Linked DNA regions of Mus musculus: region 1 is linked to region 2. A link is a contact called in ENCODE Hi-C or POLR2A ChIA-PET data. All regions are on one chromosome and are shown on one strand. Each heading gives the region's core, a stretch centred on a gene start or an enhancer-like site at or near the end of the contact. The rest is flanking DNA. Distances are from core to core; before and after follow the strand shown. Region 1 overlaps Spty2d1 (SPT2 chromatin protein domain containing 1). Region 2 overlaps Gm39012 (a long non-coding RNA gene).

Region 1 (3,671 bases), core at 290-2,789, 35 kb after region 2:
TTCTGGGATTTAAGAGATCAGTAAAATTTCTGAAACTGAGTCAAGTTACAAACTGGCACAGAATCATTTATTTTTAACTTTACCAAATAAGCATACCAGAAGTAGTTCTCCATTTTTCTTTGAAGAAAGTGAAATTTTCTTTTCACTTAAAAATTCAAAGACCAGCACACGCCCACAGTTTCAGCTCTCTGGGCTAGAAAGTTTGAGTTAACAGTCTGAAGTCCTGGACAACACAGTAATGTTGGTATACACTGGTAATCCAGCACCCAGGAGGTAGAGGTGGGGACTAGATATTAAAGGCCACCTACAGCTATACAGTAGATTCCAGGTCACTATGGGCTATCTGTCTTAAAACAAAACAAAACAAAACAAAACAAAACAAACCCTATCCCCCCACCCCCACCCCAAATGAACAAACGAAACGAAACAAGAAGCAAACATCCCAAAAACTGAAGAACAACTTTGCAAAAGACAGGTACTCAACAAGAGATCAGTATCTGAGAGCAACTTTCTAGTCTGCTAGTCTGACTATAAAGTGAGGAATTCTGCCATAGGTTTCTTTTTGTCCTCTCCATGGGTCCTAACAAGTGCTTTAACAAGGGCCCGTGCGGCATGCAATGCCTACAACATGCAGCTGTCAATGACTCTCAACTTTAAGACGGCAGATTCCTAAAGCGCCAAGTGACACCACCATGAAAAGGAATAGAACTCAGGACAGTCTAAAATAGCAGCTGCTACAGGGGAGGTGTTCAATAAACACCTGCTGAATGACAGAGCAGCAAAGGCTCTAAGTTCTTAATCATCCTCTCATCTGGCTTAGTCTTCATGTAGAACATTATCCTACAAACCACCAGCTGCGTCCAGTCACCCCCTCTCACACATCACAATACTGCATGTGAGAAAGAGGTGGGGGGTGTGAACAGCGGGTCCTAGATAAGCCTCTTTTCCACTATCAACAATGAGCACATTACAGGGCTTGTGAAAGTGGTCATAGGGTTCCTGATTATATAAAGCTAGGTACTTTCTCCAAAGGCATAGTGATAAATATACTCTTTGGGATAAGGGTCAACTTTACCTTGAGCAGATCTGTAGCCAGAGAGGAGAGGTTTCATTCCATTTATCTGTCCATTACTTGACCGACTAATAATATTCTTTGAAGAAATTGTTTCTGAGACAACAGTACATCTGGGCTTTGTGGGGAGGCCTGGGTTACTAACTGCTCGTCCAGGGCCTAGGCTGCTCACTGGTCTTCCAGGGCCTGAATTGACAGTTCGTCCAGCTGGAATGGAACCACTTATGGATCTCCCAGGGCCACTGACTGCCCGCCCAGGAGAGCTAAGACTGTTCATTGGTCGTCGAAGGTCATGTGGATTGTTTACAGGCTGCCCGGGGCCTCCAGAACTGCCCACAGGTCTCCCAGAACCAGCAGATCCACTGATGGGTCGCCCAGGGCCACTTGAGCTGCTTGCAGGTCGTCCAGGACCATTTGTGCCGTTGAGTGTTCGTCCGGAGAGATGTGAATTGCTGGCCAGCTTTCTGATCCCACCGGCTGACTGCTCAGGTCCTGAGCTGGAGCTGCCGTTCTGGCGCCTGGGCACAGGGCCAGAACTAAGTGTGGGTCGAGCTGTCCCTGGGTTAGGCTGCCCAGGAGCAGAGCCAGAGTTGCTGCCTGGTTGTCTGACACCTGGACTCTTAGATTTGTTGTGTGAGAGAACCGTGGGTCCAGGCTTGGAATGGCTCGGATGAGAAGGAAGAGGTTTTTTGGCTTTGTGCTCAGAAGCAGATTTCTGAGTCCCGCTAGCAGGAGTCTTTGGGACACTTGGTGAACAGGTGCTGGGGCGGGGCTTTCCAGCCCCATTGAAGACAGGCCTGTTGTGACCCTCCCGAAGTGAGGGCTGGGTGCTACTGCCAGACCCTACCTTGGTCCTCTCGCCTGGCAGGGATTTGGGTGAAGACAAAGCTGCTTGTTTCTCACTGGCCGTGCTGGGTCTGAATTTCTTCTCAGCTTGAGGAAAGGGCAATCCTTTGGAAGCAAGCTGCCTGTCCCCAGCACCTCTGCTGGGCTTTGTACCCATGATGTCTTTATGAGAGGGCGCCTTTTTCAACACGGGTGGAGGTAGTTTGGCATCGGGTTCAGGTTTCTTTTTCCTATGCTTTCGTTCAAGAAACTCTCGCTCCCTCAGTTCCTCTGCAGTCAGGGGCCGGTCTTCTGCTTTCTTCACTACCTTGATCTCCACTGGTTCAAACTGCTTCTTCTCAGCTAGCCTCAGTAAGTCAGTGAAGTTCATGGGTGACGGGGCACTTTTAAGGGGGGCCTTTGGTTTGCTTTCAGCCTTGGGTGGCTCTTGCTCCTCCTCATAGTCCTGGTCCAGCTCAGCCTGATTGTAGTCTATGAAGTCTTCCTCCTCCACATCATACTCCTGGTCAGTTCCCTGGTTCAGGTGGCTCTCCACCAGCTGCTTCTTCTTTGTCTTTTCCTCAACAGGAATCCCATCGTAACCATGAAAATTGTCCTTTGTCCTCTTGGCCATGGCTCTTGCTTTTTTGTCATGTTTGAGCTCAATTCGCTTTTTCACTAGTTCCTCTTTCCTTTTTTTCTCTTCCAAGGCTGAAAGGAATAAAACAAGAGCACATCACCTCAACAGTGTCAGCATAGCAGCGCTCATGTGCTGCCACTCCACAGTCAAAGCTCAATCTGAGTTATGGTTTCTAGAGAGCTGTGTCAAATGAGGAAGTCATCTAACAAAACTGAGTAATTACTACACAAGTGGGTCAGATATGAGCTTCTCTTTATGACTAAGCAGATAAAAGACTTGGCTTTTGCTTAAAATGCACAAAATGGCTCATAAATATACCATGTCAATAGGACACCAGCACTGACTGGAGCTGTTAAGAGTGAATCAATGAATATCTATAACAATGCCAGGACCAAGGTAAAGAATTGGAGACATATTATGGCTAGTTAAATGGTTGATACACCAGGCCTTTTCATGTCTCCCCACCTTCCTTCAAGAGATAAGGCCTTGATGCGTTGTCCCAGCTACTCTGAAGCTCCTGAGCTCAATAAATGATCTTGTCTCAGCCTGTTGAATACCTGGGATGACAGGTGAATATCACTGTGGCCAGCTCCACAAAGCCTTGGGGGTAGGTGAGATGGGGTTAGAAAAAACAACCCAAATAACCAACCTATGAGCACATTTACAAACATGCACGCACATATTTGTCTATAAAGTTAACCCAGACACACATACAACATCCCCAAACTACTAAGCTGTCAGGATGTTTACACACACACACACACACACACACACACACACACACACACACACACGGATTTGGTGGCAGACAGGCTGAGATGCAGTACAAGCGCATACCTTTTTGTCTAAGCTCCTCTTCTTTCCGCCTAAGGAAAGCTTGCACAGCTGCCGACTGGACACCTTTCACTTTTGGGTCTTTCTTTGGAGGCCCCACCGCCAAACTGTACCTTTTCTAAAAACAAAAGCAGAATAAAAGCTATAAGCAGCAACACTTTACAAATATATAGTCTAGGGGCTGGGATGTGAGGCTCAGAGGAAGAGTGCTTGTCTGACATTTATCAGCTAGGAGTTCAATCCCCAGCCAGTACTGCAGAAAACACAGAAAACAAAGCGAGGAAAGGAAGGAAGAGGAAG
Region 2 (3,980 bases), core at 925-3,424:
CTGCAGTGTACTAACATACATAAAATAATATTTAACAAAAAGAAAGGAAGAAACTAGGTCTCCTGCTCCTTACAGGGAGGGACAGCAGTACAGCTCAGGGAGACGGTGTCTGAAGTGTTTGAGGATTTGGACACCTGGAGGAAGCTCTAAGGAAGAAAGGGCTCACTCTGGACTAGTGCTATCAGAAGCAGACACGTTTCAGTGACTAACTTCCCTGTGAAGGTTGTATGTAAGATGGGTACACTTGGAAAAAGGAAGGCTATAACCAGCAATGACTGACAAAGCAGCCGGGGCAGCTGGTCTTAGCCAACAGGAACCTGTTTGGTATTTCCTTGTTCTTGGTTCAGTTGTGTCTCACTTTTCCATGGGCTCAGCGACCTTATCTGTTGTTAGTATTTTGTGGGATGGCTTCTATCCAACAGAGGAATGAACTGACCTAGCTCTGAGGCTCAGGGCAAATTCTATCAGTACTGAGCTTAGCTCTATGATAAGCAACTTGTGTGTGTGTTTGAGACCACACTGACCCAGCATACCTCTGTCCATCCTGAATGAAGCTGTTGCATTTGGCGAACCATGTTACCTCTGCATCCGTCAAGGGGGAAATCCTGAAGATCTCGTCTGGTCCTGTGGATGTGGGCCAAAATGTCTGAGCAGTCATGCAGAGGCCCCTTGAGGTCCAGGTCAGCCAGCAGGGTAGCTGAGCTTGGGGCAGCAGGGGCCAGAAAGGTTATCCTGGGGGCATTTAAGAGGAGAGACTGGTAATGTGTCATTTTGGCATTGGTGATGGACAGGCTTTGCCCCAGTGACAGTTTGTTAGCATCTTTGACCAGGAGGGCCATTTGTGATGATTTGCAAACAGTTGTTCCTGGGTCTCATTTCTGTGACAGGTAGGCCACTGGCTTGTGCCAGGGCCAGAGTCTGAGTCAATACCCCTTTCGGATCCCAGATCTCTCGTTCATGAAGAGATGGAAGGGCTTAGTCACTTCAGGCAACCCCAAAGCTTGTGTAGAAATTTCTTTCTGGTTTCAGAGAGCCACTTCTGACCTTCTCTTAATATATTTCCCCCTGGATCTAGGGAGGTCACCTGTGGTTGGCATAGTAGGGCCTTCTTAGTGGAGGATGGATGGTCCAAATATCCCTGGGCCTCCAAGAGGTCTGGGACTCCTCTAGGCATTTTTTGTTCCTGTTGCTACCATGAAGTCATTTATAAGCTGTTGAAGAGACTTTATCTTCAGGTTTTAGCAAGATAGAGTGTTGAGCTCTGTTAATTATAAGGAAGCTGGTGGGTTCCCCTCTAGTTTTAGGGTTACCCTGGGCATCTTTTTCTTTTTCAAGTGGGGGCATTTTTTATTTTTAGGGTGGCCCCCCTTACCTCTTTTTCTAGAAGTCATTTGTTTCAGACATCTCTTACACAGGGAGGCCACTAGCTGGCACCAAGGCCTGAGTAAGCAGGTTGGTTTCTGAAGTCATTTGTTTCAGTACTCTGGTTTGGCCATGGCTGCCAACAGGATCTTTGCCAGGTCCTGGAGTCTCTTGCAGTCAGTACTCTTAACTGCTGAGCCATCTCTCCAGCCCCACACTTAATCTTTTATTAAACATTTTTCCTCCTGGCATTATCATTAAGTCTCTCAGATTCTTTCTCTTAACCTCTCAACTCTCTGGATGTTTGTTTGTTTGCTTGTTTTTAATATCTGATTCTCCCTGGTTGATAAAAGCTAGAGCTACTGCAGCTTTCACTTTGGAATGTCTCTATGACACTCTCTAAGAAAGCTGCAGAACTTTCTGTCTCTAATATCTTATTTATCTTTGGCCAAATTGGTGGGCTGTCTTACAGCCCCTTTGAGACCTGCCAACAGAGACTGGAGGTAAGACTTAGAGTCCCTCTTTACCTTTAGTGGTGTTGAAGTCCCAATCTGGGTGGGTTTAAGGGAAAGCCAGCCTCAATAGATGCCTGGTTGCTAGTGAGTTCCCCTGGTTCCTGCTCTCTCTCTCTCTCTCTCTCTCTCTCTCTCTCTCCTGCAAAAGCTACTGGCAGTCATCCCAAGTGGGCTGATGGGTAAAGAGGACTGTTTCCAGTAGATTAATTACTGAAAAGGGGGAATTCTGAGTTCTTCAGTTATAAGGTCACTAGTGGCAAAGGGCCAAAAGTGATGGGTGGGGTTGGTTTCCTTGATCACCAACTGGCCCTGCTGTTTGCAAAGGTAGGACAGCGGACTCAGGCTCAGAAGGCAGCCCTCAACCCCGCCCCAGAGGCTTTGTGTTCCTGCAGCAGGTCTCCCCTCCCCAGCATGCTGTGGGGCTGCCTGGGACAGAGCTGCTGTTTGCCTGAGGGGTTGAATAAGGTGGTGGTGCTGCCTGGTGTCTGGGGAGAAAAAGTTTTCCTCATGGTGACAGAAAGATTTTGTCCCCTAGTTTTAACATAGTGAAGTTGAAGGCATCTATCCCATGTTAAACGTCTGTCAGAAAGTTGCCCCTTAGCATAGGCAACAAAGACAAAACACGAGAAAAATTCCAGGGACTCTGCACTTCAACACGCTACCTGAAAACAACCAGAAGGTGGCGCTCATATACAAGAAACTCATCCCCTCCTCTCAGATAGAAACAAAAGTAACCAGATGGTGGCTCTCTGAGCCCACGCCCACCCCAGACAGGGACTCAGAATGTCCTCTGGTCCCATGTGGCCATGGCCCCCTAGCACGCCTGCTTTAACCGCTTTTGGCCACAAAGGCAGATTTAAGACTTTTTTTTTTTTTTTTTTTTCCCCCAGAACAGAATTACAGATGTGGCACCACTCAGAGTTTATGAACAGACAAAGGCATACATAAACACATGGACAGACTCACAGACTCAGACAGATATTATAGGTATTGAGACTCTTCCCCGGGGGTCCTGGAGGCCTTGGAGTTCCTGGCCAATGCACCAAAATGTGCCAGGAAACATTCATGAACCCCCAAAAGATCACCGAGGAACTGAATCTGATGCAATCACATTAGGGTCCCACACACTGTCTCTGACACAGGAGAATGGGAAGGGGTGCCTGAGGCCAGTTTCAGGCAAACATTTATAGAGGCAGGAAGGGGGTATCTAGCCTGGTACGCATCTCACTGGGGGACATAATGCTCTTTAACATAGTTGGCTGGTGCTGGGAGCCAAGCCATAAACTTAAGCTTCTGTTTCCCTCCTGACACGGTTGTTAGGCAGGGTCAGCTTATAATCTGGAGGTGCAGATTTGTTGGGGAATAATCTGGAAACTGATGTTTGGTACTGGCCTGTTAGTTAGCTTGAGTTCAACCTTAGATCAGGTCCTCTAAGATGGAATCTGAACCTAAAAGGCTTGGTCTCTCGGGAGTATTTTGCTGAGTGAGAGAAGTTGGTCTGAAACTCTCTTTTGAGTCGTTCTGTGGTTTAGGTATCGGGGCGACTGTTGCCTCATAGGACGAGTTTAGCAATCTTCCTTTTGTTTGTATTTTGTGCGATATACTTTGAGGAGTATTGGTATTAGCCCTTCCTTGAAAATCTGGTAGAACTCTGTACTCCGTGCTAAAACCATCTGGCCCTTAGATTTTCTTTTCAGTTAGGAGACTTTTAGTGATTGCTTTTATTTCCTTGGGGGTTATAGGACTATTTAGACAGTTTACATGGTCTTGACTAGGTTCTTACTTGTTTGCAAAAATCTGTGTTACAGAAGATTTCTTGCCATCTACAGAGGGTTAGGATTAAGCACAAAGCAAATGCAGATTCAACAAAATGAGACCTGGTGAGGTTCACTGTAAGACTCTTTGTTGACATTTGTTTGAGGTCCTGGGAATAAACCACAATACTTTGTGGGGAAAAGAAAAAAGAAAAAAACGGGAAATAGGTTGAAAAATTGTTATGACATACCTTATTGTGTGTATGAATTTGGCTATTATCTTACCAGAGCCCACGTGTGGATATTAGAAAAGAACACGTAGAAACTGGTTCTGCCTTTTCACAATGTG

What was found. A loop is a pair of places that touch in the nucleus more often than their neighbours do. ChIA-PET counts read pairs that join two places held with the same protein, here RNA polymerase II (POLR2A).
Region 1: a map of heart shows a loop between it and region 2 (3-fold over the local background). The contact joins two enhancer-like sites. A Hi-C loop is called at or near these places in 12 of 37 maps with a recorded cell type or tissue (CH12.LX, Patski, T-helper 1 cell and 4 more). POLR2A ChIA-PET finds 5 or more read pairs at or near these places in 2 of 5 experiments (Patski and embryonic stem cell).

The regions. Positions count from the first base shown.
Region 1 is chr7:46,996,397-47,000,067 of GRCm38, forward strand. It overlaps Spty2d1 (SPT2 chromatin protein domain containing 1), which reads right to left. Exons shown (of 6, transcript NM_175318.4): 2 at 3,375-3,489; 3 at 1,076-2,608. Among named protein-coding and RNA genes, the nearest start is that of Spty2d1, 10 kb to the right of the region's middle. Within about 2 kb of position 1,540, at least 1 of the 3 ENCODE cell types and tissues checked has a DNase peak (open chromatin) inside an H3K27ac peak, as active enhancers do; it is heart, where a contact is called at or near this core.
Region 2 is chr7:46,960,862-46,964,841 of GRCm38, forward strand. The region is part of intron 1 of Gm39012 (a long non-coding RNA gene); the gene reads left to right. Among named protein-coding and RNA genes, the nearest start is that of Uevld, 4.3 kb to the left of the region's middle. Within about 2 kb of position 2,175, at least 1 of the 3 ENCODE cell types and tissues checked has a DNase peak (open chromatin) inside an H3K27ac peak, as active enhancers do; it is heart, where a contact is called at or near this core.